Regions from separate parts of the Homo sapiens genome. Here regions 2, 3, 4, 5 and 6 are each linked to region 1. Evidence: chromatin loops called from intact Hi-C (ENCODE). Cell type or tissue: endothelial cell of umbilical vein. All regions are shown on one strand. Region 1 has its middle 18 kb from the start of TUBGCP3. Region 2 overlaps ATP11A (ATPase phospholipid transporting 11A). Region 3 overlaps LOC105370372 (a long non-coding RNA gene). Region 4 overlaps TUBGCP3 (tubulin gamma complex component 3). Region 5 overlaps TUBGCP3 (tubulin gamma complex component 3). Region 6 holds the start of LINC01044 (long intergenic non-protein coding RNA 1044).

Region 1 (5,000 bases):
CATGTTGGCCAGGCTGGTCTCAAACTCCTGATCTCAGGTGTCCACCTGCCTCAGCCTCCCGAAGTGCTGGGATTACAGGTGTGAGCCACTGTGCCCAATCAATTTTTGGTCTTCTTTTAACATTTTCTTTCTGTTCAGCAGGTTTCTTTCAGCCCATTTCTGTTAGTTTTCCTTTGTCTGAGAATGTCTTTATTTCCCTTTTACTCCTGAAGACTCATTTTGCCAGGTCTCGGATTTGCAGCCGACAGTCTTTTTCTTTCAGCTCCTTTCCTCCTGGACTCCATGGTTTCAGATTTCTAAGCTTGCTTCTTTGTCTTTGAAAAGGTTTTATTCTGATGTGACTTGGTGTGAATTTGTGGGGGTTTATCCTAACTGGCATTCTCTCAGTTTCCTGAATCTGTAGATTTATGTCTTTTGCCAAATCTGGAAAGTTTTCAGATATAATTTCTTTTCAGCCCCACACTCTCCTTTCCTATGGGACTCTAATGCTGTGAATGTTAGATCTTTTCTTACTGCCCCATAGACCCTGAGGCTCTGTTCATTTTTTTTAGTCCATCTTCTTTCTGTTGTTCAGAGTGTAAATGTTATTGCTCAGTCTTCATGTTCACTGGTTCTAACCTCTTTCGTCTCCATTCTGCTATTAAGCTCATTTAGCATGTTTTCATTTCTGTTATTTTACTTTTCAGTTCTATAATTTCTACTTGGTCCTTTTAAAATAATTTCTCGTTTTTGCTAAGTTTCCTATTTGTTCATTTATTTCAACTGAGTTCATAATTGTTTGTTGAAGCATTGTTGTGGCTGCTTTGAGCATCTTATAACTCCACCTTCTGATTTACTTTACTGTGGTGTCAGCTGATTGTCTTTTCTTATTCAAGTTGTGTTTCTCCTGCTTCTTGTTGTGACAAGCAATATTTGCTTGTATCCTGCACACTTTTAATATTATGCCAAGATTCTTGATCCTATTTAAGTTTCTGATTTTTAACAGACAGTAGCTTTGTTTAGGTTCAGTGTATAGGACCTGGCCTATTTTTGTGAACTGTAATTCCAGTAACAATTTGGTTTTCAGAGCCTTGCAAGGCTAATCTGGTCTAGTTCAGATTTCAGCAAGGTGTAATTTTTTAATGAACATCTATTCATTTTGTAATTAGAAAAATAAAAACTCACTGTACACATGCATCTTATATACAACATGTTAGTATGGATGACACCAGGGCCAAGTGAATACCAGAGTCAAGAACCAAGAGTCAAGGCCATAGGAGAAGAAACAAGTCATACAGTTCAGGGGTGACAGTGGCAGGCAGGACTATCTGACATTCCCAGGTAGCAACAGTTTGTGGGCATGAGGCCTCTGTGCACACTGGGTTATATAACACGTGCTTATTTCAAAGGCACCATCTAGCATCTGAGAGGTGTTTGCCTAGAGGCCAGCCTTGGATTCAAATTTAGGACTTGTGGCTCTGAAGCCACAATGTTACTGGTTGCAAAGTAAGATACAAGATAAAACAATCTTAATTAATTAATTTTACACTTTTAAAAAACAGCTACTAGAAATTTTACTTTAAACCCGTGAAACTCATTTGTGATGCACAGGGTTTCTTGTGCTGTGGAGATGAGACCATCTCTGTTTGCCGAATCAATAAATCTCTACAGCCGGAGCTTTATTAAGTACTACTATTGAAATAATTGGATAAATTTAGATTCTCTATTTTCCCATTAATCTTGGATTAGTTTTAATATATAAAATAATGCAATCCTGACATATGTATAATGCTAAATTAAGGTTCATTTAAAAACAGACTCAGTATGCTAAAGTGAATCTCTCTATTGATCTTATTCATGTAATCTTGAAAAAGTTCATATATTGAAATCTACAAATAAAAATTCCATACCCTCTTTTACTGCTGCCATTTTTACATGCCTGCCAGGTATTTTTTAAACCTCTCAAAATCCTGCAAGTGAAATCTACTTTGAGGATTGGAACACGGAAGTCCAAAGCAGTATCTCGCTCGGAGTCGTCTCTGGCACTGGGATTTCACCAGGACTTTCTGAAGGGCTTTGCAGGGCACCTTGCAGCCTCCAACGTTCTCTTGCTCGTGCAGGGTGGAACGAGCTCCTCCGCATTCTGAAAACCGCCTTTTTCAGTCAGGCAAAGATTGTGGACCACGATCAAATAGACTCATTTGTAGAACTGGGAGAACCCTCCTAATCATCTGACAGTTACTCTTAGATTTCGTCTCTGAAATCGGTTGCGATTCCCGCTGGACGGCAGGGGGCAGCACCAGGCCGCCTCAGGGCCGGACCCGCGCGGGCGGTGCCGCCGCTTCCCCTCAGGCGGCCGGTGTGGGTGGGGCAGCCCGTGGCCTGGGCGGAGTCGGGAAGGGCCTGGCGGGCAAGAGCCTCAGACTGAGGGAAGGAGAGGGCGCCTTTCCGCGCTTCTGTTTCCCTAGAGGAAGGAAAGAAGTTGAGAAAATTCAGAGCCAAATGTAGATTTTCTCGAGTGCCTCATTCCCCACAGCGATCTTGCTGGTAACCGGGAGTGTGTTTTTTCTGCATCAAATGCTCAAATGCGGTCTTCCAAAATGTTTCCGACTGCGGCAGGAATTTCAAACGAAATCCTCGGAGCTAGAAGAAGAGTTACAGAAAATCGCGAATTTCCAGGCAACACGCCAGGGATTTGGGGAAGAGAACAGTAAAACGTAACAGAAATAGCAGCTTCCTGACACGGTGGAAGTCATCTGGTGAAGATTTTTTATACATTTTATATCGACTTTTTAATCTCCTAATTTATGAGTAAAGTGTTAACCTAAGAAGTAAGAATGCATTTTGTAGCTCATCATTGTTTAAATAGAGGCTTTGAAATTCAGCCCGTCTCGGTGATTGTAGCCGCCATTACAAAGTGGCTGCGGGAGGGGTCTGGCCTCTGCTCAGCCACTCACTGCTGTGTGATCTTGGGCAGAGCACTTGATGTCTCTGAGCCCGTCTCCTGAAGCCCAAAGCCAGGCTGTAATATCTGTGTCGGCTGTTCCGTGAGGAAAGATGCCTCATCTCTAGCTCTTCCTCAAGGCTATGAATATAATCAAAGGCGGATGCTCAGGGCTGTGAATAAGAGTTCAGTGACGCAGCGTTTTATCCAGTGCATTCCTCTTCCCAGGCGTCTGTGACATCGTCTTACCGACCAGCTGCCCCACTCTGGGACATTTACATCGCTTTGCAGTGGCCGCACTGACGGTCGACAGCTGCGCCAGGACTTAAGGCTCCAGCCTGGTCCCCTCCTTGCTTCCCAGCACTGCCTGGTCAAATGGTGGAGGACAAAGTGGAGGCAGAAGACGGAGGCGCAGCTGACACGTGGACTAAGGGCTCTCCAGGCATTCCGACTTCTGAAGAGGTGGCTGACAGCCTGAGCTCCATGGAAAGGTTGGGATAAAGAGCCTGTGTGATTGTCTACTCCAAATTCATGACTTTACAGATGGGCTTCAGCCAATGGTTTGGGTCCCAAGCTGTTGTTATTATTATTATTATTATTATCATTATCATTTAAGACAGTCTCGCTCTGTCACCCAGGCTGGAGTGCAGTGGTGCGATCTTGGCTCACTGCAGCCTCCGCCTCCCGGGTTCAAGTGATTCTCCTGCCTCAGCCTCCCGAGTAGCTGGGATTACAGGTGCCTGCCACCAGGCCCGGCTAATTTTTTTGTATTTTTAGTAGAAACGGGGTTTCACCATGTTGGCTAGGCTGGTCTCAAACTCCTGACCTTAAGTGATCTGCCCGCCTCGGCCTTCCAAAGTGCTGGGATTACAGGCATAAGCCACCGTGCCCGGCCCCAAGCTGCTTTTAGAATGGCTTTTACTTTCTTATATGTAATAGCGAAGAATTTAAAAATGTAAAGACAAGCCAGATGTCATGTTTGAAGAGGGAAATTAATCCCATAAAGAGCAGCACATCCATGTGATGGGGTATTAGGAGGCCCTCAATAGCCAAGGGTTAGCCTTTTTGATGACATAGAAAAATATGAGATATGATATTGAGTGAAAAGGGAGGTTATAAAATATCATGTGTAGTGCAATCACAAGTGTATGCACACACGCGGTGGAGAGAGACTGGGTGGACAGCACTAACCCATTACCAGGGCTGTCTCCTGACTTTTATCCTTTGGGTATTTTTTGTGGTTTCCAAATTTTTCAATGCACATTTATTATCTTAGGAGCAGGAAAAAACTTATTTTTGCCAATGAAATAAAAATAAATTTGGGCCAGGCATGGTAGCTCACTTCTGTAATTACAGCACTTTGGGAGTCTGAGGTGGGTGGGTTGCTTGAGCCCAGGAGTTCGAGACCAGTCTAGGCAACATGTCAAGACCTCATCTCTACAAAAAATTAAAACATGAGCTGGGTATGGTGGCATATGCCTGTAGTCCCAGCTACTCAGGAGGCTGAGGTGGGAGGATTACTCGAGTCTGGGAGGTCAATGCTGCAGTGAGCCGTGATGACACCACTGCACTCCAGCCTGGATGACAGAGTGAGACCCTGTCTCAACAACAAAACAAACAAGTGTGTTGGTGAATATTTGAAGATAGTTTCTCAAACTAAAAGATACCCAAAGAAAACCTTGGAAATATAAAAAGAATGCATGAATTGAAAACAAAAAGCCATAATACAAGACTCTAAAGATCTGGAATGAAACCTAATAAGAGACTGGTAGGTCAAATGAGAGCAAAGCATTTGAATTTGACTGGATTGTTTTCTCACTGGAAATAGTGATTCTATGAGTTCACCATTAACACATTTTTTGACTGGAAAACTGCTATAGGATCCCAGGGAGGACTAAATTTGAACAGAGGAAGTGGACAGTGTTGCAGTCTCTGTTCTAGCTCTTGCTTCTAGAATAGGAGAGTTAAGAGCACCAATTTGGGATGAAGAAAGCAGAAAGCAATTATCGATATCAATCAAGAGAGCAGAACAGCCTCTCTCCCTCCATCCTCCCTCTGCCCTCTTCTCCCTTCCTCC
Region 2 (5,000 bases), 270 kb before region 1:
CGAGTTTTGCTCGCTCTGATTTTACAAACTGTGGCAGGAGGCATGAAGGAGGGAGTGCCGGGAACTGGTGGCATCGGTTTCAACATTTCAAATCGGCACCAATGTCCCAAGAAAGCTCTCAAGCCAGGGTCCCATTCTGATTGTTGGAGGTGGGTGGTGGGTGAGGCTGTGCCCCCCAAGGGAGGGCAACCTGTCTTCCCTCCCAGCACAGCAGCACCGCTGGGAGCCAGCCCCCGGGTGTCTGAGCTACGTGAGTGAGTCAGGGCTGGGGCCCCGGCCCCCACTCACTCCCCGTCTTCCTCCCACCTGGGGAGCCTCACACCCTGCAGGAGCAGCCACTGCCAGGGGCCCCCACCCCTCATTTCCCCATTGGGCTTCAGCACTGCCCAGTCCAGGGCTCCACCTCAAGGAGTGATTGGAAATTTCGGGGATGAAACTTGAAAACTTGCATTGTTAATAGAGTCCTGAGGGACCGTGACAGGTGCAGCGGCCCTCTGAGGACAGGCAGGCTTCCCAGTAAAGCAGCAGAGGTGGGTCGTGGTCACTGCCTCTGATTTAGGGTTGAGCTTGAAGGCAGAGGCCAGCTGCTGAAAAGGATGGGGGACCGGGAGCTAAGTCCTCACACCTGCCAAACCCTGCACCTGGGGGGACACTCGGCATCGTCACGTCTTCCCTGGACCCAGAATTCTGCTTGTGCCTAAAACTTGGGAGTGTGTAAAATAAGCAGCTCCACCAATACCAGCATTTCCTGATACAGATGCTACCGTTTCCAGCCAGATTTACCATCCTTAAAAATTATGTAATTCAACCTTTTAAAGTAATGATTAATTTTAAAAAAGGTTTCCATTTACATGAAATAATTTGCCTTTTGCATCAGTCTTTTTTCTCTTATTTGTGTCTCATTTCAGATGACTGTTTAGGTTGAAACATAAAATTAGACATCGGTCATCGCAAATGTACCTGATGTTTAACATCATGCACCGTCAGGACACTCATTAGTGATACCTGAACTGATCACGTTTCATGAAATCCAAACCTTTCACACTGTCTTTCAAAACGGTCATCTCCCAATCCTAAGGCCAGGGCCCTGAGGCACCCCCGCCCCGGCTGGGGACACTCCGTACCTGGACTCTCTCTGTTGCTGTTGGCCACAGCTGCCGGCACAGGACTTTCTTGAGGACGTCGGGAAGGAGGCTGATGGTCACCAGCAGCACGATGGCCAGCCAGGCGGGCCCGCTGGACAGCATCTGGATGAACACGTAGTACATCCTCTGGTAGTTGAGGAACGGCCTGAGGGGCAGGGAAGAGAAGCCGCTGGTGAGGCATGTACTCCCTGGGGCTGGCCTCTCTACTCACTGGAGAGGCCGTCTGTTCAGGGAGTTTACACTTTTGTCAGTGAGAGTTGCTTGGCAAGCCACGGAGCCTGCTCTGAATTTATCATATAAAAAATGAACACTGAACCTCCCGGTAATGCTGGGGTAAGAGGAACGGGAGAAGGAATTCTATGAAGTCATCTCAAATGGGACATAGAAGTCTCTGAAGTTCAGTTTCACAGAAGCAAAAAAAAAAAAAACAAAAAACAAAACACAAAGGGATTGAAATAGGGATGTTTTTCTATCTTGAAGTCTCGGATGGGAAGGACGTCCCGAGCACTGGTCGTCAGTACAGAGCAAGCAATGACTTCTCTCCCCAGAAAGAGGATGATTCAAAGACGTCTGCGTCAGCCTCCATGAGGGAGGCTGGCAAGGATGCAGGGACCAGTGACCCGCAGCCAGCCCGAGCCCACAGGTCCACGTCTATACGTGCCTTCCGGTAACGTTTCCTGATCGCCTTTCACATCCCAGGCACTACGGATGGTGGCAGAGACACAGAGATAGGGCCCCAGCTCCAGGAAGCACAGTGAAACTGGTGTGTGGACAACAGGAGGGAAACGGAAGCAGGGCATGGTGGGTAACGGGAGGGACACGCAGCTGCTGGCAGACCTGGGATGGGGCTGGGGGCACCCACGTGGTGCTGGTGGCGGGCAGGAGGATGGGGTCTCATCACCAAGCGGTGGTGACATGGTGAGCTCCCAGCACATCAAAGACGTGGGGTCAATGTTTTAGGAAACAATGTGAGAGGCTGTGGTTCTACCAAGGCTGACGGGCTGTGGCTCCTTGGCTACAAAGCCCAGGAGCTGGTCAGAGAGGTTTGGGATGGAATCTTCCTCTTACAGAGCCATCGCCTTCAGGGCTGTTAGAATGGCCGGGCTCTCCAGAGCCGGGCTGGGCTCTCTAGAGCTAAGCAGGTTTCTCTGGGGCTGACAGGGTGCCTGACACCCTCCAAGCTGGGCTGTCATCTCTGAGACTGTGTAATGCAACTTGGGGCCACCAGGGGCCGCTGGCTGAACGAGAGAATCCGGAGGGACTCTTCCTGGGCTGAGAGTCCCGCCCAGGTCAGGGGCCCTGAGGGATCCTGAGTGGGTTGCTGGCTTTCCCTAGGCCGGCTACTGACCCCAGGTCTGCAGAGGGCTGTGGCAGAGGCTGCTGCGCTGGGGCTGAGACTGGGACCTGGCCCTGGGCCCATACCACTCAGCGTCGTTTCCTGGCTTACAGCGACAGTCTCTAGACTGACCACCCTGCCTATGTCGCTCTCACCAGCTCAACACGCAGCCACCGTGGGGTTTTTAAAAGAGCCACTCAACTCTGCTGTGCTCTGCCTCGACTGACCACGACAGCCTCGAGCCAGGATCCTCACGGCCGGCGGTCCAGGAGGCCACCATGCCTGCTCTGCAGCCTGGTCCGGGCCCCTCTCCGCTGGCCACGGCTCCCACTCACGGAGGACCTCCTCCCGCCCGGGCCTGCGTGCCTGCTGCTCTCCCCCAAACCAGAGGCTCCCCGATGAGTCAGGCTGCTGCGGGCAAGGTCCAGCCCCACCATGCCTGGGCCCCATCTTGCTGCGGGGCGTGAGGATGGAGTGAGACAGGACCTGTCGAATGCCTGGCCAGTGCCTCGTTGTGGGAGGCGGTTACCAGCTGGGACTTGCTGTGATGATGGCGCTCTTCTTCCAGGTTTCAAATGACTGTTTCTGAAAAGTCACCTCTGGCCTTTCAATCTGACATGGGTCCCCTGGTGCGGAATCCTGGTCTGTTCCTCCGTATAACTCGTCACAAGCTGTTATCAGTTAGCGTCTTTCTCCCCCGGAAGATGCAAGTCACCGGAGCAGGAACCCCCCGGTGTCTTGCCCCCGACTGTATCCCAGGACCCCACGACACCCAGCACACAGCAGCCATTCAACAAACACTTGCCCCAACCAACAGGGCCGCACGGAAAATGTGTCTTCAACCCTTGATAAAAAAATAACAACCACATGATATTTATCAGATTATCAGCTACTTATCAGATATTTACCAGATCACTCCTCCCCAGAGAAGCGAAAAGACAACGTAGAACAGCAGCGACCCCCAGATGACAAAATGGTTGATCCAAGTCCAGTAGTGTGTGTCCAATGCAAGCTAAAAGGAAAAAAAAAAGGGCAGTTAACGGTGTCATCTGAGCAGTGAGAATGATCGTGATGGGCAGGACAGAGAGCCGGGGGGTGACGAGAAACTAAACCAAACGCAAGACCCAGCAATGACGACTCAATGCCTGCAAAACACGGCTCAGGAAGACAAAGCCACACCTCACACCGCTCAGGAAGACAAAGCCACACCTCACACCGCTCAGGAAGACAAAGCCACACCTCACACCGCTCAGGAAGACAAAGCCACACCTCACACTGTTCAGGAAGACAAAGCCACACCTCACACCGCTCAGGAAGACAAAGCCACACCTCACACCATTAAGGAGACAAAGCCACACCTCACACCACTCAGGAAGACAAAGCCACACCTCACACCGCTCAGGAAGACAAAGCCACACCTCACACCACTCAGGAAGACAAAGCCACACCTCACACCGTTCAGGAAGACAAAGCCACACCTCACACCATTAAGGAGACAAAGCCACACCTCACACCACTCAGGAAGACAAAGCCACACCTCACACCGCTCCAGAAGACAAAGCCACACCTCACACCGCTCAGGAAGACAAAGCCACACCTCACACCGCTCAGGAAGACAAAGCCACACCTCACACCGCTCAGGAAGACAAAGCCACACCTCACACCGCTCAGGAAGACAAAGCCACACCTCACACCGTTCGGGAGACAAAGCCACAGCTCACACTGCTCAGGAAGACAAAGCCACACCTCACACTGCTCAGGAAGACAAAGCCACACCTCACAGTGTGAGTGGAGAGGAAGAATGTGGGGACGCCACAGCCCTGGGTCCTAGGTAAGGGAGCCATGGATGTATTTCCCAGATGGCAGCATGCGGGCCACAGACCAAGGTGTTGTTTATATCGTCACCGAAGAAAGTCATTCAGATTAAGGTGTTCTTTATGTCTCTACTGAAGAAAGTTACTTCTTAAAATTTTTTTGAGACAGTCTCGCTCTGTCGCCCAGGCTGGAGTGCAGTGGTGCGATCTTGGCTCACTGCAACCTCCACCTCCCGGGTTCAAGCGATTCTCGTGCCTCAGCCTCCCAAGTAGCTGGGATTACAGGCGCGTGCCACCATGCCCGGCTACTTTTTGTGTTTTTAGTAAAGATGGGGTTTTGCCATGTTGGCCAGGCTGGTCTCGAACTGCTGACCTCAGGTGATCCATCCACCTTGGCCTCCCAAAGTGTTGGAACTACAGGTGTGAGCCACTATGCCTGGCCAGAAAGTTACTTTAGAGTCAGGTGTTGTTTACATCACTATCTAAGAAAATCACCTTAGGAATGTTTTGGTATCACTTTTTAAGACTCAGTCTGATAGGTTTTGAGATTTCATAATGATATATTCTGTATATAATTTCACTGAACTTTAAAGAGTGAAATTTTTCAAAATACATTAATTTGTTTCAATTAAAGTGTATTTTGATGGCGCTGGGGGGAGGGCTACTTGCCACTGAAAACAATTCTAGCCTGAATTCTTTCACAAA
Region 3 (5,000 bases), 160 kb after region 1:
CGACCACCCTGGACTTTGGGAAACAACGCAGCCCGTGTCTGGGTTTGCGGCATGGAGACTGCTGCGCGGTCACCAGGGCGGTTTGGATGGGTGGAGGCGGCAGACGGGACTGACCTGCCCCTGGAGGCTGTGGTGGAGTTACTGGCTGGAGTGGGGGCCCAGTGTGTCTGCGGGGAGGGAAGGCAGGGTGGCTGGGGAGTGCTGGAGTAGGGTCCCAGGGGCTGTGTGTCTGCGGGGAGGGGAGGCAGGGTGGCTGGGGAGTGCTGGCCATGGGCCTTGGGGGTGTCCGGGGAGTGCTGGTCATTGGGGAGTGCTGGACATGGGCCTTGGGTGTGGCCTTGAGCCCGGCCCCTGCAGAGGCGGTGCTCCCTGTGCTGGGCACTGCATGGGGCTGAAATGTCTTCCTGTGGCCACTGGATTCCTTGGACCAGCAGAACAAGCCTGGCCCTCGTGGCAGCTGCAGTTGCTTGTGCACACACACCCTGTGGGTCCTTTGCTGTCTCAGTACATGAGAAACACCCTGGACTCCCCCGTTTCTCGTTGGACGTAACTCTCAGTCCCAGCTGACTGCTGTTCTCCTTAACTCACAGCAGCCCCTCCTGGGACCAGCTCAGAGGTGCCTGGGAGAGGCAGTGCGGCTTCTAGACACCCTTCTTTGTAATCCAGCCACACGGGTTGTATTGGCCACGGAAGCCCCATCCACCGCTGAGGACTGGGCTTCCTGGGCTCGCTGCGGAGCCTCCCCCATCTGCCCCAGACACACCTGCCTCCTGCATGGTGGCCACTCTTGTCGGACTCTGTGCCTGTCCCCACATTTATTCTGTTAAACTTTTCTTTGCAGTACTCAGCCTGTTGTGCTGGGTCACTGTTCAGCTGATTAAAAATGGCAGCTTCCCTCAAAAGCAAATGTTATTGTAGCCCTTGGGTGTCAGAAAAGAGCAGGCAAACCCAACCTAAAGGCTCCTGGGCTTTCTGCAATTGTCCCCGTCGGCGTTCAGTAGGAACACGCATGGAGTGTGGGAGAACTGGATCGTGCAGGTGGGAGTTAAAGGCAAGAGGGGATCCAGGAACGCCGGGAAGCTGCTGCCTGGAGGGGGTGGGATGCTGGCAGGGGCTGAGCCTCCCCAGGACACAGCACCTTCGTCACTCTGACCACTGGGCCCCCTGCCCCACCTCTGACCACTGGACCTGAGTGGGGTGTGTCTCCATTCTGTGCCCATTGGCTCCTCCCTACTCCTCGCCAAGGGAGAGACCAGCCCCTCCCATCACAGGCTCCTTGGAGGGCTGGAATCCAGCTCAGCTTAGTTCAGCAAAAGACCATGAACCCTACTGTGTCCAGGTACAGGATCGAGGTGAGTCTAAACAGAACAGACCCCAGCGTTGAGACAGTGACAGTGAGCCTCTGTGAACACCTGCGGGTCCCCAGCCCAGCTTCTCACTGTGAAATCTTGAGGGGCAGCGGGAAAGTAGGGGCCGACCTTGCTCCAAGTCCCTAACAGGGAGCCCGCTTCCCTGAGGGTGAAGGCAGAGGGGCTCAGCTTGTGCGGGACCAGGGCGGGGAGAGCCCGGGGAGGGAGGGCGGGCGTGGCGGGCAGGGCACGGGGAGCGGACCTTGAGCGGCCGCCTGCCGCCCCCTCCATGGGGGGTGCAAGGGGTGGAAGCTGTGAGTGTGGACACGAGTGAAGCGGACGCAGGCAGGGCAGCCTCAGGCTCCTCGAAGGGGGCTTTCTGGTCAGAGTGGGAGGGGTCTGACATCTGTGGTTCTGTGGTCGCACAGCCTTTACCCAGTATTGAAAAGTAATGTTGCCTCGTGGGGAAACGGAAATGGCCAGCAAGGGTGGGTTCACCTCAGTCCTCCTCACCCGTTCACCTCAGTCTCCGCACCCCCATCCTGCTCTGTTCACCTCAGTCTCCTCACCCCCACCCTGCTCTGTTGTTCCCCTCGGTCTTTGAGACAGGACCAAACGCAGAGGCGGCGCTGGTGCAGCAGGGTCAAGGGGCAGCCTGGGCACCAGCCTCTCAGCCTCCCGGCTAGTCAGCCCCGAGCCGGTCCCAATCTGTCGGTGCTTCCTTGGGTCCTTCTCCAACCAGCGTCCTTTTCAGCAGCAACAGGGAGGCTGCAGAGGCTTCCGGGCTGTGGCAGGCTTGACCAACAGAGCCAGGGGCCAGAGTTGCGAGCGATCATAGCCACTGTCACTGAGAGGGCTTTCTGGGTCGCAGCCGCTGTCGCTGAGGAGGCTTTCTAGATTGTGGCCTCTGTCGCTGAGCGGGCTTTCTAGATGACAGCTGCTGTTGCCGAGGGAGCTTTCTAGATCATAGACACTGTTGCTGAGCGGGCTGTCTGGGTTGTAGCCACTGTCGCCAAATGGGCTGTCTAGATTGTAGTGTCTGTCGCCGAGCAGGCTTTCTAGGTGGTAGCCTCTGTCGCTGAGCGAGCTTTCTAGATTGTAGCCTCTGTCACCGAGGGGGCTTTCTGGATTGCAGCCTCTGTTGCCGAGCGGACTTTCTAGGCTCAGTCACAGGCCACATGCTCTGCGTTCGCTGCCTCCTCTGCTTCTGCCCGCTTCTCCAGGGCTCACCCATCCTGCAGATGAGGGGCCGAGGGCTCAGAGGGAAGGGCCCGCGTACGCTGGGTGCATCGCTGTGTACACAGATCCCGTGGTGAGGCACGGTCCCAGACCCCCGCTTGACCCCAAACCCCAGTCTTTACCCCCACCCAAAACCCCCAAGCCCCATGTCTCCCAAGCCCTTTCACAGTCTGCTCTGCCCACCGCCCCCACTCTCATGGCCTCTGGTGCAGCCACAGGGCCTTGGTAATGGGGGACTGTTGGGGGGCTATCTTTTCGGGGTCTCCTCTGTGGCCCCATCTGCCGGGGAGGAAAGGTCACGGGGGCCTGTGTGGGGCAAGGCAGCATGAAGGGCTTTGCTGTGGGGTCATGGGTCTGGGATGGGCTCTCGGCCACCCTGCGGCCTCCTGTCAGGTGTGCACAGCTGAGCCTGAACTTCCCGGACGAAGGAGGCTGCTATTCCCGGACCCGCCATAGAGAGGCAGTGCAGGACAGGGCTTGAGGTCCCGGCCCAGGCGCTGCAGCTTCTGGGCTCAGCCTGGGCTCTGTCCACTGACAGATCCTGGCTTCTCCGCCAATCCCCCTGTGTTTAGCGGGGTGAGGATGGGAGGGTGAGGTGATGGTCAATCCTCATGTCAACCTGGCTGGGCCATGGCACCCAGATATCTGGACAGACGCCCCTGGGACGCGGCTGTGAACAACTTTTTCTATGAAATTAATGTTAATTCAGGGGACTTTGAGAAAAGTCGTCTGGCTGTGGTGTGGGTGGGCCTCATCCACTCTGCGGAACGTCTTAAGAAAAAGACTGGGGTCCCCACAGAAGAGGGAATCCTGCCTGCAGAGAGCTCTGCACTTGAACGGCAGTGTCGACTCTCTCAGGTTCCCGACCAGTTCCTGAAAATCTCCCCCTCTGTGTGATGTGTGTGTGCGTGTGTGGGTGGTCCCACAGCTTCTGTCTCCTGGAGCCCCTCACCACTGCAGGCGTGGGGCTGCCCTTGGGGCTGGAGGGTGCGTGATGACCACAGGGTGGCGGTCGTGTGTCCTCACTGCCTGGTGCCGTCGCCTTCGGGTGGATGAGACGTGTGGCTCTGGGTCAGCCCCCAGAAGTGGCGGAGGGGTCCGTTGTTCTTATTATTAACTACCTCCTTCACTTCCTCAGACCTACTGTTTTCGACGTCTAAGTCAGCCCTCACCACCACCCCACGAGCTGAAAGATCTTGCCCCTGACTTTGAGACTTGAACCCTGGAACTCCCTTCCTGGAGCCTGCGTTGCCTGGGACAGGGGTGGCCAGGGTGAAATTGGCAGCACCTGGTTGCTCACTCCCGGCCAGCCCTGCCTGCTCCACCCAGCCCCGGGGACGGATTCCTGGTGTTTCGGGGCTGTCTGCCGGCCATCTGCTTGGTAGGGCCGTCGGAATCACCTTTTACAAAGCTCTTCTATCAGTGATTCAGGATCAAGGAGTAAGAGTGCTTTCTGGGTTGAAAAACATCGTGTGGGATCTTTAGCTGGAAAACATTTTATTACAAATATTTTTCAAGTCTATGTGGCCTCTTAAAAAGTCCCATCTTTTTAACACAGTGTTTCCCGGGCCAGCCACGTTTAGCCTTCTAAAGCTTCGTATGCAGCCTCTTACCTAGGAAACGATGCAGCTGTTCAGTCTTTTGCAAGGAGCAAGCCTTTGGTCTAAGAAGCAGCTTCGGGGGTGGAGGAGGTGGTGCTGCTGGGAGACCCGCCCCGGGCACACGTGGAGGTGGGGCTCATGGGAGAGGTGGGGCCTGCAGAGACCCGTCCTGAGGTTTGTGCTCCCAGAGCTGCGCGGGGCAGCGTGGGAGTCACCAGTCACACAGATCGTTTACATTTAAACTCATCCAGATAAAATGAAGAGTTCAGTTCTGCAGTCGCACCTACTGGAAGTGCTCAGGAGCCCACCGTGGTCCCCGTGCAGGGAGGGACTGCAGGGCGGGCTTCTCCTCCTGCTGAGAAAGCTCCCGTGGGTGCAGCTCCCACCTAGGTTTGTAAATAAAGCTTCCTGGGACACAGCCAAGCCCGTGGTTCATGGATCCCCTCTGCTGGCTTTTTTTTTTTTTTTTTGAGATAGAGTCTTCCTCTGTCACCCAGGCTGGAGTGCAGTGGCGTGATCTCAGCTCATTGCAACCTCGGCCTCCCAGGCTCCAGTGGTTCTCCTGCCTCAGCCTCCCGAGTAGCTGGGATTACAGGTTCCCGCCACCACGCCTGGCTAATTTTTTTTTAAAAAATATTTTTAATAGAGACAGGGTTTCACCATGTTGGCCAGGCTGGTCTTGAACTCCTGGCCTCAGGTGAACCACCGCACCCGGCCTCTAGTGCTTTTGTGCTATAATCCGGAGGTTGAGTTGCCACAGGGACCAGAGAGCCTGTGAAGCCTCAAATGCTTTTCATCCCGCCCTTGATGG
Region 4 (5,000 bases), 79 kb after region 1:
GGCCATCCTATGTGTATTTCTGTGGCCTAGAATACGTTAAGCAACCTGAGAATTATGTCTTAAAAAGTGTTAGTAACCCTGTGCCTTAGTGGTAGCATTTTATATTTCCAGTTTCTTCTGAAGATACCGTTTTCAGGGTCTTCTCTCTCTTGCTTCTTGGGTTACTTTTGACCATTACATTTTGCTAAGAGATCGTTAATTTTGTATTGCTATGTAATTTTTAAAGATATTTGGAATTTATGGAAAGATCACCAAAAAGGCACTTTGGGTGTGATACGACTGAAATGTGTTTTACAGTCTGACTGGAGAACTCAGCTGCCATGCATCACAGGGCAGTGCTGAGTCTTAGGCCTTCTGGCTTTTAATTGAAAATACTGCCAAGTGCTGAGGTCATGGTCCCGGTACCATTTCTCCCTCAAAGGAAGTAGGGCTCCTTGGAGAAGTGGCTGATTCTAGGTATTGGGAGAGACAGAGCTAAGCCTAGAGCACCATCTATAGCAGAAAAGTAGGGCAGACCACTGGGGTCCAGGGTGAAGGACGCAGGAGCGGCTTGAAGAGGCTCCCCCTCCCCACATAGGAGATGGGGAGCCCCAGGAAGAGCATAACTGTGATGGAGGAAGCACTGGACACGCTTAAATCCACGCTCTCATGATCATAAAAAACGAATTGGTCATCATTGGAGAATGTAAATAGAGGCATTATCAGATGCTTCCTCAGCATTTTTTGATATAGTCAAATGATTTCCTCTTTTAATCTGTTGATATAATTAATTCTGGTGATATTAACAATTCCTGATGAGGCATCCTTAGCTCAGAGGAAAGGATGGTGTATTCATTAAATGGGGCCGGCTCGGCCAGTAAAGAAAAAAATGCCATCCAGGAGAAGACGTAGACTTCCCCCTTATAACATACTGTGTGCCAGGATTATACCAAGTTCCAGAGGAATTAAAGATCTAGGTAATAGGCCAGGCATGGTGGCTCCTACCTGTAATCCCAGCACTTTGGGAGGCTGAGGCAGGCAGATCGCTTGAGCTCAGGAGTTTGAGACCAGCCTGGGCAACATGGTGAAACCCTGTCTCTACCAAAAATGCAAAAAATTAGCCAGGCATGGTGGTGTGCTCCTGTGGTCCCAGTTACTTGGGAGGCTGAGGTGGGAGGATGGCTTGAGCTGGGGAGGCAGACGTTGCAGTGAGCCAAGATCATGCCAGTGTACTCCAGCCTGGGCCACAGAGTGAGACCCTGTCTCAAAAAGAAAAAAAAACAGATCTAGGTAATAAAAATAACTCAATAGAAATACTGAAAGAACATGATGGACAATATTTTCATAATCTAGGAATGGGAAGATCTTAGGAAGACAGGAAACTCAGAAACCATAAAGGAAGACTGACATTTATCTACATATAACAAAAAAATAGATCAGAACTAAAATATGGACCATACTATAAACAATGGCAAATGATTAACTTGGAAAAATTAAATCTCTAATATTTAATGATTCACAAATGGTCACTATTCCTAATGTACAAAGAATTTTTGTATATTGATGAGAGAACAAAATGAATAGCAAGATGGGTCAAGGGCATGAAAAGACCATTCACAGGAGAAGAAAAGCAAATGGCAATTAGAACTATGAAAATATGCTCGGCTTCATTTTTGGTTAATGACAGCAATATAGGATAACCATGATTCCACCTGACTGGCAAAATCTAAAATGAGCCAGGATGCAAAAACAGGACATCTTGCCCGTGGGAGCGTCAGTCTACACAGCTGTGTGGAAAGGAAACCTGGCATTGTCTATAAAAACTAAAAGCTACTTTAATTCAGCAGTTGTGCTTTTATAAAACAAGTTTATAGAAATAAAAGTGCAATTCTATTAGGGTGTATGATTGAAAAATGAGAATGGCTGCATTGTTGTAGTGGCAAATAAACTGGAAGCAACAGCAATTGAATTTTCTCCTTACTGCTCAGTTTCCTTTCTAACGGCAGTGATGTAGGTGCCCGTCAGGGTCAGGGCAGGGGAGCTGCATGCCAGTGAGGAAGAAAGCTCCTGAGCACAGATGGTTCCTGGGGGAGCCACACAGGGGTCACTTCTACAGTGCCACCTGGCTGGTGCTGGCCCCTTGTACACATGGGTACATGTACAGCAAGGTCTGCCCATAGAGCTTGGGACTTGTCTGTGAACAGAGGACGCCGGCCTGGGCACCTCTGTGTTCCAGGCTTTGGGGCTTTGCAAAAGAGAGACTGCAAGGGCAGGCAGACTGATGGGAGGAGACACACAGCTGCTGCCTGTGAGGGAGGGGAACCCCAAAAGCCTGCACCGTTACTGAGGAAGAGCTCCGTGTGGCCCAGGAAGCCTCAGTATTATGCTGCAGAGGCACTAATGGACATTCTGAATCTCCAAGGAAGACATAACTTGTTTTTGTTATACTTTAGTTTTAAAAGTTTAGGAAATACATAGTTCAATTTAGAGAGATTTCTGTGTTTCATACAAGTTTTATTGTATAAATAGGTAAGACTCCCTGTGTCTGGAGAACTTGGCTTTCTAGAATAACTTACTCTTTGATGTTGCTGTTGGTTAATATTTTGCCATAAATATCACTCTTGAACATTTCCATGCCCCTTTGCTTTCAGTTTTTTGTAGCATCAGATCCAACAGTTAAAACAGATCGACTGTGGCACGACAAGTATACTTTGAGGAAATCGATGATTCCTTCGTTTATGACGATGGATCAGTCTAGGAAGGTAGGATTAGAAGAGATTTTTGTGATTTTGATGTTTTATGGCTATGTATACTTAGATTATGTGACAAAACCAATTTTCAGTTAAAATTTCATGCGTTTTGAGATTGTTAACGTTCTGGAGATGAAGTAAGTGCATGTTAATTGAATACATCAGTATAGTATGTGTTCAATATATCTTTGAGTTACTAGAATTCGCTCCATACTGTAGCAGATGCTCTTGTTAGTTTTCAATCAATAGCCAATTTGTAGCTTACGAATATTTGTAGATTTGGGCAGTCGTTTTAAATTTACATAAAAGTAATCATAGAATGTTTTTCTTTTTAGGTCCTTTTGATAGGAAAATCAATAAATTTCTTGCACCAAGTTTGTCATGATCAGACTCCCACTACAAAGATGATAGCTGTGACCAAGTCTGCAGAGTCACCCCAGGACGGTATGATGATGCTGGTGGGGTGGTGATGATGGCAATGGTGTGATGTTGATGATGATGTGAGGATGGTGATACTCATGGTAACAGTGATGTTGATGACGTAGTGATTGTGATGGTGTGATGATGGGGATGATGGTGATGTGATGATAATGATGTTGGGGATGGGTGGTGATGATGGCGATGATGAATGCGTGGTGGTGGCAGTGATGGTGGTGATGATGTTGATGGTGATGATGATGGGGGTAATGATGGTGGTGTGATGATGGTGATGTGATGATGTTGGGGATGGATGATGGGGATGTGATGATGGTGTGCTGGTGGTAGTGATGATGGTGATGATGATGATGGTGATGATGTGGTGATGGTGTGATTATGGTGATGTGATGATGTTGGGGATGGGTGGTGATGATGGCATGGTGGTGGCAGTGATGGTGGTGATGTTGATGGTGATGATGGTGATGGTGTGATGATAGTGATAATGATGGGGATGGGTGGCGACGGTGATGATGGCGTGGTAGCGGCAGTGATGGTGGTGATGATGTTGATGGTGATGATGGTGGTAATGATGGTGATGGTGTGATGATAGTGATGATGGGGATGGGTGGTGATGACAGCGATGATGATGGCATGGTGGTGGCAGTGATGGTGTTGATGATGTTGATGGTGATGATGGTGGTGATGATGGTGATGGTGTAATGATAGTGATAATGATGGGGATGGGTGGTGATGATGGTGGTGATGATGGCGTGGTGGTGGCAGTGATGGTGGTGATGATAGTGATGGTGATGATGGTGGTAATGATGATGGTGATGTGATGATAGTAATGACAATGATAATTGTGATGGATGGTGATAGTAATGATATGATGATGGTGATAGCGGTGATGATAGTGGAGGTGATGATGATGTGCTGATATTACAGATTACTTAAAAGTATTTTTTGTACCATAGGATTTATAGATTATTAGAATTACTCTCTGATACACCTTAATACATAGTATTATGTATGTATATATATAGTACTGTGTAAATTTTTAATTTCCTTTTTATACAGTTATACAGTAAGTGTTGGAATAGGTATAGCTGTTTTAAAATGATAAAGTGGCAGTGTGCCAAAATAAGAAATAACAGAAAAAATATTGCTAATGGTAGCCTATTCTTTGGGATGCAAAGGCTTTGTTTGGAGAAGAGCCAGGACTTATTGCACTTATTGTGTTTATTGCATTCAGAATGTCGCATGAGCGTTCAGCCTGTGGGAAGTGCTGAGGCTTTCCCTCGTTCTCTTCCTTTTCCCCATTTGCCGCCTGCCCCACCCTCAGTAATTTCATGATGTTTTGTGTATGGCTAACTTATATTTATAGCTCTCCAGTTTTGGCTGTATTTGCTATTTATATTGTCATGGTTCATTCAAAAGATTTACTTTGCGTAGGACACTGTGGTAGCTACAGGAAAGAGACAATGACTTCACCATGACTGTTCCTTTCATGAGCTTATTAGTCTGGTCTTGGAGAGGAGATGTGTAGTAAAATAACCAGTAGTCAGTAATAAAGGTGAAAGTGATCAGGGACGTGAGATGTGCAGGTGAAGCGCTTTGGGTATTTTCAGGCAAGGCTCAACAGGAAGGCTTTGGAAAGAGGCAGGAATTGCACTGGCCATGGAGAAGGAGGAGAATTTGGTTGTGGGTTATTGCGCAGCCCAGGACAAAGGAATAATGTGCATGGAAGTGCAGAAGAGAAATAGGACGAATTAGACTTATCTAAAGATTGTAGTGAAAATAAAAAGTTATTATTTAATAATGTGACAGACTAAAGAGAGACAGACTAGGACCTCA
Region 5 (5,000 bases), 96 kb after region 1:
TACCTTTTTTTTGAGATGGAGTCTCACTCCGTCACCCAGGCTGGAGTGCAATGGTGCGATTTTGGCTCACTGCAACCTCCACTTCCCAGATTCAAGCTACTCTCCTGCCTCATCCTCATGAGTAGCTGGAATTACAGGTGCCCGCCACAACGCCTGGCTAATTTTTTGTAGTTTTAGTAGAGGTGGGGTTTCACCATGTTGGCCAGGCTGGTCTCAAGCTCCTGGCCTAAGGTGATCTGCCCACCTTGGCCTCCCCCAGTGCTGGGATTACAGGCGTGAGCCACTGTGTCTGGGCCTTTTTTTTTTTTTTTTTTTTTTTGAGACAGAGTCTTGCTCTGTCGCCCAGGCTGGAGTACAGTGGTGTGATCTCAGCTCACTGCAACCTCCGCCTCCCAGGATCAAGCGATTCTCATTCCTCAGCCTCCTGAGTAGCTGGGATTACAGGCATGTACACCATGCCCAGCTAATTTTTTGTGTTAATATTTGTAGCAGAGATGGGGTTTTCACTATGTTGGCCAGACTGGCCTCGAACTCCTGGCCTCAAGTGATCTGCCCGCCTTGGCCTCCCAAAGTATTGGGGTTATGGGCGTGAGCTACTGTGCTCAGCCACTGTTTAAGATGATGGAACTCCACTAGCTTAAAATGAGATGTAAATAATACTACATTTTAAAATTAGAGCTTGTACACTAGACACTCAATTATTTCTTGTCTAAAATGTAATGATAATAAGTTACAGGTTTTCCTTTATCTTTTCTAATCCCACTGAATGAAATGTGCTTTCGAGAGAACGAGTGTCTGAGTAAGTGCTTCCTTGTGTAGGTATTGGAGAGCAGTGTCTGGCTGTGGAAATAGCTTGGTGGGGCCACATCTGAACCAGCAGGTCCCTTATAATTAGAAAGCTTTCAAGTAGAAGGCACTTCGGAGATACCACAGTCAAACCTCCCTAGTGTATAGTGGAGAGCAGCCTGAGACCCAGAATCTGAAAAGGTTGGATTGGCCCAAATTTGGTTTTGGCCCAATATATCGAATAATAAGGTAAATGAAGGTTTAATAGCTCATACTACATTTTTTTTTTGGTTTTCCTTTTAACCATATTGTATCACTTCTAAGATACACATTGCTTTCATGTTCTCAATGTGTCTTAAAGTCTGTGGAGCTGCAGGCTCCTGTGGCCTGCAGCTGCGTAAACCTGGCCCCAGCTCCTCTTGGATCCTGGAGCTGGGCTCTGTGCTCCGGCAGCACAGCCTTTAGTACCGGCCCAGCTGCGGTTCATTGCCTTCAAAAAGATTACACCCTGGATCCACCCTGGCTCTATTTTGAAATGAAAAGTTGCTGTGTTTGCAGAAAGGTGTAGAAATAGCAGTGGAGCATAAATTTGAAATCCATGAAGCACATAATTATTATTGAGAGAAGAACCAAAATGCCACTTTTCCATGTAAAGCAGCACCGCAGATTTTATCTTACCAGGAAAGGCAGGTGCCCGCGGGCCAGCAGTGCCCTGTGAGGGGCCCATCTGAGCGGTGGGTTCAGAGGGTGTTTCCCGCACAGGACTGTGGTCAGGGTGTCTGTCAGTGTGACTGGCAACTGTTTTACTTTCTTGATGATTCATATAATAACGATTCATCTTACAAATGACAGTGTCTTAGACTCAGTGAATGATAAAGGATGAGTTGAAGTTTTTCTCTTTAAAAATTTCTTTGTGTATCTATCTGTGTTTTTGTATCCTGTGTTTTGTATCCTTAATGTGTATCAACTGTCCAGTGTGGCCTTGGCCCTGCAGGAGGTGTGCTTGCTGTTTTCATTGTATGTTTCACTCATCATTCATATGTTTCACTAAGGAGCCAAAAGATCCTTAACAAAAGTCTTTTGGATCCTTAGTGAAACATACAAATACAGATTGGAGGTGCCTGGCTCCAATTGATGGAAACTTTAAGCTGAGCCGTTGGTGCTAGAGCTACATTGCCTGGGGGAGTCCCCACCCCATCACCTGTCTCTGAGGCTGTGTGGCCTCAGCTGATTTCTTGATCTTCTGCCTCAGTTTCCTCATCTGGGGGATGAGGTGGCGACGGCACTTACTTCCTAGTGTTGCAGGATTAAGTCTGAGTGAAAGTACTTGGAACAGCACCTGCCTGTGGTGAGTGCCCCCAAGTTCACTGTTGCCGTGATTACTTGCCTGGGAGAGCAGGAATGCCGATGATGTAAGGATGAGATCCTCAAAGGTGGTTAGAGACTTTGAAAACAATCCTAGGTCTTAACAAATGTCATCTGGATCCTTAGTCTTGAGAAAAATAGATCAGATGGGTACTTTGATAAGGTCACTTTTAAATACAGTAAGGTCACTTTTAAATACATAAATACGGGTTGAGGAGGTGATTTTGAAATTGTGAACAAATTGTTTTAAGGTCTTTTCTAAAAAAAACAAATATCATGTTTAGCAGTACTCGATGCTATCTATAGGGGCATCTCCGCATGTGAGGGGGTTCTGGCGGAAGGTGCCTGAACAAGTCCTTAAGAGCCGGTGTTTGAGTCAAACTTGAAGTTCTTTCGACAGCCTTTAGGGGTCAGTGGAGAATTACAGAAGAGCCTGGCACTTAGCTGCTGCCCAAGCGGGAGGAGATAGTGGCTGCCCAGTTTTGTGTATCGGCCGTCCAGTGTGGCGTCGGCCCTGCAGGAGATGTGCATCCTGTATTCATTGGACCTTATTGCCAATGTTGCTTTGCTTTTGGGATTCTTATAATTATATAGTTACTTGTGGGTCAGCCATAAAAACACATTTAAAACATGTGCCTAAAATATATTTTCAGAGTGCTGGGTAAAGAGATCCTAGGCATGTTGGCAGGTGTAAATGGAATTTTTTAGGAACTAAAGGACTAATTGTGCCTTGTGAATTGAGTTCATAGTCATTACAGCCTTAGAGTAGTTAGAAGTTCAGAAATACTATTGCCTGTAGTGTTTAATTTCTCATTTGGGAAAGAAAAATAATTGTGATATTGTAGGGATTTCAGACTTCTGTCATGTGGATGGTTTTACGAGGTTTCTTTTCAGTAGCAGCGTCCTCAGCAGCAACCATATGTCTCTCACTGTCAAGGGGCTTTGTCTCAAAAGAAGACCATTGAAGATACTGTCCTCCGTACTCATTGTAGACACAATAAAAGATGATTTTTCTAGAAGGAAAACTGTATTCGCTGGTAGTACTTTAAGACTGTAAAAGGAAAGAACACCTATATTCACATTGTTGCTAAATTGACCTTGCTTATAGAAACCTTTTGAAAGGTGTGAGTTTGAGTACTCAAGATCTGGAGGAATGCAGACTGCCTGCTCTGACGTCCAGTGTCAACATCACGCATTCTTTCAGGAAATCATCATTGAGGGCCCACTTAGTGCTCCCTGTTGCTGGCTCCCAGTGACAAGGTGACAAACCAGCTCCCTGTGGCCAAGCAGCTCATGGCCTATTAGGGCAGAACAGATGTTTACACAGGATCTTACAGTCAATCGATACGGGAAAATCCAAGTGGCATGGGAATGTTTAAATGAGGCATCTGACAGACGTGGGTGATTCCAGAAGGCTCCAGAGGTGATGGTGTCCAGGCTGGCCCCTGACAGGTGAGGATGAGCTGTTCGGGTCAGTGGGGAGGAGAGCAGCATGTTCAGCTAAGCTGTGGAGGGGGACTGTGCTGCAACATGGGGCTGGAGAGCCCAGCCACGAGCACGTCCTGAAGGTCTGGATTCAGGTAGTTGAGAATAATGAACCTGGGGCGCGACCGTGGTGATTAGCAGGGCAGCCAGTTGTAATAATCCGTGTGCGGTGACGTTGGCCTTTATGGTTACAGCAGCCGCGGGGCTGGAGGGAAGGGAATGGATTTGAGGGAGGCTTGGGCTGTGGCGCCAGCAGGACCAGGTGATGCGTGTACGGAGGCCAGGAGGTGGTTGGAGTCTCAGTGGCACCTGGGTCTCTGACTTGAGGACCTGGTGGGTGGTGGCATCTTTTACCACCCAGGGAGCACTGGAGGAAGAGCTTCTTTGGGGGGGATAGTGATTCCATTCAAATACGCTAATTTGAGTATTTTTTAGGATACCTTGTGAGGCCATTAATCAGACTGATCTTAAACTTAAGATAGATCTAGACTAGAGGTAAAGATTTTAGATGTCATCAGCCTGGATGATACTTGAAGTTGTGGAGTGGAATGTGGAAGGGACATCAGTGCGTGGGAACTGCAGTCTCACAGGGTGCCGTGGCTAGGAGGAAGATGGGGTTGGGGTGGGGGCTGTAGACCTGTCTGTCGTGGTGCACGATACCTTTTCAACTAACAGGCCCCTTCTGGGCTGCCATATGGCATCTGAAAATTTAAAGATATACTACAGAAGAGTTGGGCAAAATCAAAGTCAAAACTTCTAACGAAGTTAGACGCTTTGTTTGTTGGAAGGCTGTTTGAGATGCCGATATGGAGAAGGAGGGGGAGGCTGAAAATCACAGAGGAGGAATAGATGGATTCAGAGTGAGGGGATACGGGTTGGCCTTTTAAGTGTGTGCTAGGAGGGAGAGGCGGGCTTGGAGTGACTAGGGGGCACGAGGGATACAGGCAGAGCCAAAGCCATGACAGCGAAGCAATGCAAACCTGGTGGGGCCAGGGCTGCGGGATGCTGAGGCTGGGAGTGAGGGAGAGAAGGGGAAGGCCCCAGGCAGCACTGGGATGGGCTGGAGTGGGATGTCAGGAGTTTAGGCTGACACTGAGCATTGCATGACAGTGTTGTTTGGTAGATGGGTTTGTTTTGTTTTGTGGCCATTCAGTAGCATTTTTATTTCCCAGTGTGACATTAAAGAATCTAGAACATTAATCAGAGAAATTGTACACTCAAGAAAATCAAGAGATTCTGAAATAGAATTAGTGATTTAATCACTAATCACTGTGTATCTACTTTCAGACTGATTTGAAGCCGGAGAAAAAAATTCCTGGTTTCATAAATAGCGCAACAGTGAAAAGTAGAAGACGTTAGCAAAA
Region 6 (5,000 bases), 270 kb after region 1:
TGAAGATAATTCCATTCTCTCAGATACACAGTTGGTAAGAGGAGTCTTTTAATGGCCTTTTCAGTTACATGTGGATCTTCTTTGATGATACACCAATTAGGCAGTTTATTTAAGGTTAGTTATGACATGGGAATCCAAAGATATAGCCATGCGTTGCTTAACCGCGGGGCGATTTCTGAGAAATGTGTTGTTAGGCAATTTCATCACTGTGTGGACATCTGGAGCAAGCTTGTCCAACCCATGGCCCATGGGCCGCATGTGGCCCAGGATGGCTTTGAATGTGGCCCAACACAAATTCGTAAACTTTCTTAAAACAGTATGAGATTTTTTTTTTTTAGCTCATCAGCTATCATTAGTGTTGGTGAATTTTACATGTGACCCAAGACAATTCTTGCAATGTGGCCCAAGGAAGCCAAGAGATTGAACACCCCTGATGTAGAGCGTGCTGACTCAAACCTAGATGGTAGCACCTGCTGCACACCTCAGCTCTATGGTGCAGCCTCTGACTCCTAGGCTACAAACCTGCACAGTGTGTGACTCTACTGAACACTGTAGGCAACTCCAACACAATGGTAAGCCCTTATGTGTCTAAATATATCTAAACATAGAAAAAATACAGTGAAAATACAGTACAAAAGATAAAAACGGGCACACCTACACAGGGCACCTCCCACGAATGGAGCTGCGGGACTGGAAGTTGCTCTGGGTGAGTCAGGGAGTGGGTGGGGACTGGCTGTGAAGGCCTCGGACATGACTGCGCTCTACGGGTGACTCACAAACGCTGTACCCTTCGGTGCACTACACTGACCAAAAATAGTTTTCTTCTTTAAATCATACGTTAACCTTAGCTTACTATGACTTTTTTTACTTTTATAAACTTTTAATTTTTTGACTCTTATAATAACACTCAGCTTAAAACACACATTGTACAGCTGTACAAAAATATTTTCTTTGTATCTTTATTCTATATGCTTTTCTTCTATTTTTAATTTTTTACTTAAAAAATTTTTTTTTTGTTAAAAACAAAAATACAAACACACACATTAGCCTCGGCCGGGTCCTGGGGTCAGGACCGTCGACATCACTGTCTTCCGCCCCCACATGTTGTCCCACTGGAAGGTCTTCAGGGGCAGTGACACACACGGAGCCGTCATCTATGACAATGCCTTCTTCTGGACACCTCCTGAAGGACCTGTCTGAGGCTGTTCTGCAGTTGACTTACACATATATAGAAAGAGCAGTACTCCAAAATAATGATGAGAAGTACAGCATAATAAATACACCAACCTGTGACATGATCGTTTGTTACCATTATCAAATATGACTGCTATAGCTAATTGTGTGTGCTGGGCTTTGTCACATCACAGCCATCCTGGGGTCACACAGTGCATCACTCACGTGGGTGCAGTAATGCTGGTGTGAACAAACCTGCTGCGTGGCCGGCATGTAAGAGTCTAGCACAGACAGCTGTGTACAGTACATAGTACTTGAGAATGATCATCAACAATTATGGTCCTGGTTTATGTATTTACCACACTGAAAACAAAGGTTGTGGTGAGGTCAGGGGTATGGGTCAGAAGCCCAGAAACCTGTTAGGTAGAGGGGAGGAAAACGTGGGGAAGGAGAATAGGCAGAACTATCAAGCTCGGCCTTGGATAAAGGATTAGGAAGAAAATGCAGGATCCCAGGTGCCGGGGCTAGTGCGGAAGCCAGGCAGGGGCTGGGAGGGGCAGGAACACCTTCAACAAATGCCTACCGACCCCTGCTCAGCCCCACAGGTGGGTCCAGCTCTGAAGTCCAGTCTCCACTCATTCTGGACAAATGCGGGGGTGGCTTTCATCTCAGTTCCCCAGTACAGGGATGGGGAGGCCTCCGTAGGTCTTGGCAGCCCTGTTCTCTGGAGCCTGTGTCCGGCAGTCCCCTCTCTGTGTGGGGGGAGGGTGGAGGTGCCCAGCTGTGGCGTGGGGACAGACGCCAGGTGGAACGCGGCAGTAGCCTCCAACTTGCCTTTTTCTGGGTTTCCAGAGGGATCATTGGTGCCTTTACATGTTGAATTCCAGAAACCAGCCACTCCAGCCAAGACACACGTGGAGAGTGGACTTTGGCAATGGCCGTGGCTTTGGCAAAACTCTGACCGTGTCAGGCTCCTTCTCCCCTTGTAGAAATAAGGCCAGACTGTGCCGAGGCCTCAATGCCCGCCTGCGGACTGAAGGTCTCACCCAGGCTGCAGGGAGATGGAGGGGGAGGCCAAGAGAGGGTGAGCAGGGAATTGAAACCCATGGGGTAAAACTATTTTATTCACTTTATTTTTTCATAAAGGACCAAAGGCCGCTGTAGGCGATGATCATCCCCAATCACGGCCCTCGACCGGAGCGCACTTCCCCGCATCTGGAGCCATCTGCATCTGTCTCCTTTGCAGTCTGCCGGTAATTGGGTCTGAAATCACACGCGTCCCACTCAGCTACATTTACATTTCCTTCTTGCGCTGTTTTTATATCCAGAGCTGTTGAAACCACTCCTAGGATGAATTTCTAAACTTAGACCATCTCATCCTCAAACGGCAAGAAAGAAAGTGTGATGTGTCTGTGAATCTGCTGAATGGGCCGAGGGGTGTTTTTAAAAGATCATATTGCGGGGAAGAAGCAGGCACTGCAGAAACCTATGGATTGGGGTGCTAAAACCTACGAGCTTCCCAGGAAGCTGCCTTTTGGGAGCCCGAACTATCCCAGAACTTTTTCCTAGTAGCAGATCACAATCACCGTCTCTTCTGTGAGCCCGCTTCAAGCCAGCAATGAAAGGACACTTCTGCACGCCAGCAGTAAGAGTAGGAAACCCCACTCTCCCTACAACATAAGGGCTACACATTTGAGATCCTCTCAGAGGACTTTTTAAAAAAATAACATCTTTCATTTATGCTTGAGCAGGGAGAAGAGTCATTAAAAAGAAGAGATTTTTAAAATCCCTGTCCAATGCTTTTGGCCAGCCAGCCGCTCAGGACAAAGGGCTGCCTGGTTTGGGGACCTAATTATCCGGAGGCCAAGGCGCGGCTGCGGGTGATGGGGCTGCCGATTCCGCCGCGAGCACAGTCCGCCTCATTGTTGGTGAATTTCCTGCTCTTGGCACTTTCTTTGGCAGCCTCATGGCCAGCACCTGTGCACTCAGACCTGGGGCCTGGGACGTCTACACAGATGTCACGGCGCTTTTGTTGATTTCCTATTAGTGGCACTTAATAGGCAGGCGCTGGGGACAGCTTGGCTCGGCTCCGGGGAGGGGCCGCAAACATCGCTCCCTTGGTGGGCGAAGGGTCAAATGGTTTCTAAAGCTCGGCCAGATAATTGCTGGTGATTAGCAATTTTAATTAGCAGGTGCGAGGGGTCGGGACCCCCTTCCCTGTAATTGGACAGGTTGTTAACATTCGTGGAGTTGTGACCAGGGAGTATATTTTACTAATACTCTCCAGCTCTTTTAAAGTTAATTAAATTAAAGGAGCTAAAACCACCAGAGACGGCCTGAGATCTGATGAGCCAGATAGGAAAAGTTTTCAGTAAAACTTGTCTCACTGGAAAAAAAAAGAAAAAAAAAAAAAAAACTTCAAACACAGCCATGAATCCCTTGTGAACGCCGCGTGGCCCCGTGCGTGTTCTTCTGTGGCTGCGGAAGGCTGGGGCCGTGAACGTGTTTTCTCTGCCGGGTGCCTCACGTTGGGACTCGGCCCGTCGGGGTCCGGCTCTTCTGTTCCGCGCACTGACTCTTAGGGGCTTTGTTCGGTCACAGCGAGCAGAAAACCAGCGTCTCCCCGGTGCAGCCTTGGAAGGGGCTGGACACCCGCTCATGGCCACAGAGGGCAGCTTCCGGGCGACGCTCCAGCTCTGCCTCTCGGACTCCTCACGGACACAGGCGTGTGTTTGAAACGGATCGATGTCCCCCCGGTTCCTTTCACAGACACCAGAAAGCCCGCGAACACACCTCACAGGCTCCGAGTAAGTGCAAGAAGAGGGCGCGGCAGGAGTTTCCCGGGGTCTCGGGGCGCAGGGGTGGTGCCCGCAGCACTCGCCTCTCCAGGCACGCGGGAGGCTGCGCGCAGCCCGGGCCGGCTCAAAGGCGGCGAGAACCGACGCAGCCACACCGCCACCTCGAGCGTGGCGACAGGGACGAGCTCACACACGCGGCAGGTGGGGCGCAAGCCGCCAGGAACACGGGCCCGGGGTCGGAGGAGGGGCATGGGGAGAAGAGGAGGCACCCACAGGCGGCGAGTTCAGAGTGGGAGCAGAGGCCGCGACGGAGCCTCGACCTCGGTCCCTGAGGTCCCAGGGCTGCGCCTGGCTCGGCAGACTCCGTCTAGAGATGCAGAAGGCGGGGCTGTGAGCGCCTCGCCCGTGACCTTCGGTTTCTTGGCCCTGTTGTTAGAGGCTTTAATTAGAAGTCTCTTCTTTCCATGACACATTTCTAATGCTCTTTGCCCACAACACAGACACTCGCTCTGAGCGCCAATAGGAACAATTCGTTCATGACGGGAGAACCGAGTGCTCCATTCTGAGTTCCCGCAGAGGGTTCTGTGCGTTTCCAGAAAGAGCAGATGGGGGCGCGGGCGTGTGTTTGAAGGAGCTTCGAAGAGGGTGGCCCCGTGGGGTGGGGTGGGGGGATGGGGCCTCGTGGCATGTGGAGGGTGGGGTGGGGGGATGGGGCCTCGTGGCATGTGGACAGTGACCCCAGGAAGCTTCCAGCCAAGAGGCGTCACTCACATGGAGCCGAGTGTGACTGAGGGTGAGCGGGTGGTGGGAGGCTACGTCCCGGGGGCGGCAGGCAGAGGGTGAGGTCCTCGGCCATGGGTGAGACTGAAGAGGGCCGCAGGATGCGCTGTCAGGGGCTGCTCCGGTAAGTATGCAAACATGGGGCATGTAACATGCATCCCTGACGGCTTTCCTTTGTGATTTAAAAAGCATGTTTTGGCCCGGTGCAGTGGCTCATGTCTATAATCTCAGCACTTTGGGAGGCTGAGG

What was found. Peaks named below come from ENCODE experiments on the same cell type or tissue, not always from the same donor. Only the 100,000 strongest peaks of a DNase experiment are listed, where the experiment ranks them.
Region 2: a loop joins it to region 1, with 6 times the contacts of the local background. A loop is called at or near these places in 18 of 110 quality-filtered maps.
Region 3: a loop joins it to region 1, with 9 times the contacts of the local background. A loop is called at or near these places in 21 of 110 quality-filtered maps.
Region 4: a loop joins it to region 1, with 2.4 times the contacts of the local background. A loop is called at or near these places in 23 of 110 quality-filtered maps.
Region 5: it touches region 1 in a loop (5-fold over the local background); 22 of 110 quality-filtered maps call a loop at or near these places.
Region 6: a loop joins it to region 1, with 11 times the contacts of the local background. A loop is called at or near these places in 4 of 110 quality-filtered maps.

Annotation. Positions count from the first base shown.
Region 1 is chr13:112,603,843-112,608,842 of GRCh38, reverse strand. It overlaps a transcript of TUBGCP3 not described here. Among named protein-coding and RNA genes, the nearest start is that of TUBGCP3, 18 kb to the right of the region's middle. RefSeq lists silencers at 2,159-2,388, 2,419-2,468. In endothelial cell of umbilical vein, a CTCF peak has its summit at 2,261 (motif pointing right); a DNase peak (open chromatin) is centred at 2,332; H3K4me3 peaks cover 463 bases; H3K27ac peaks cover 359 bases; H3K27me3 peaks cover 437 bases.
Region 2 is chr13:112,872,066-112,877,065 of GRCh38, reverse strand. ATP11A (ATPase phospholipid transporting 11A) reads right to left here. Exons shown (of 30, transcript NM_015205.3): 27 at 3,390-3,493; 28 at 1,125-1,290. Among named protein-coding and RNA genes, the nearest start is that of MCF2L-AS1, 94 kb to the left of the region's middle. RefSeq lists a silencer at 1,645-1,834 and enhancers at 3,725-3,774, 3,396-3,895, 3,896-4,397, 3,537-4,736. In endothelial cell of umbilical vein, CTCF peaks have their summits at 2,175 and 2,375 (motif pointing right); a DNase peak (open chromatin) is centred at 2,395.
Region 3 is chr13:112,442,212-112,447,211 of GRCh38, reverse strand. All of the region lies in intron 2 of LOC105370372 (a long non-coding RNA gene), which reads left to right. Among named protein-coding and RNA genes, the nearest start is that of SPACA7, 68 kb to the right of the region's middle. In endothelial cell of umbilical vein, a CTCF peak has its summit at 3,046; a DNase peak (open chromatin) is centred at 3,081.
Region 4 is chr13:112,525,115-112,530,114 of GRCh38, reverse strand. It overlaps TUBGCP3 (tubulin gamma complex component 3), which reads left to right. Exons shown (of 22, transcript NM_006322.6): 12 at 2,631-2,741; 13 at 3,065-3,173. Among named protein-coding and RNA genes, the nearest start is that of TUBGCP3, 61 kb to the left of the region's middle. In endothelial cell of umbilical vein, no CTCF peak of the experiment used is centred here; no DNase peak of the experiment used is centred here.
Region 5 is chr13:112,507,747-112,512,746 of GRCh38, reverse strand. All of the region lies in intron 17 of TUBGCP3 (tubulin gamma complex component 3), which reads left to right. Among named protein-coding and RNA genes, the nearest start is that of TUBGCP3, 78 kb to the left of the region's middle. RefSeq lists an enhancer at 4,209-5,000. In endothelial cell of umbilical vein, a CTCF peak has its summit at 2,564; a DNase peak (open chromatin) is centred at 2,546.
Region 6 is chr13:112,330,039-112,335,038 of GRCh38, reverse strand. LINC01044 (long intergenic non-protein coding RNA 1044) reads left to right here and starts at 3,814. Exons shown (of 3, transcript NR_126345.1): 1 at 3,814-3,980. LOC124903250 (a long non-coding RNA gene) reads left to right here and starts at 1,428. Exons shown (of 2, transcript XR_007063944.1): 1 at 1,428-1,778; 2 at 2,320-2,959. In endothelial cell of umbilical vein, no CTCF peak of the experiment used is centred here; no DNase peak of the experiment used is centred here.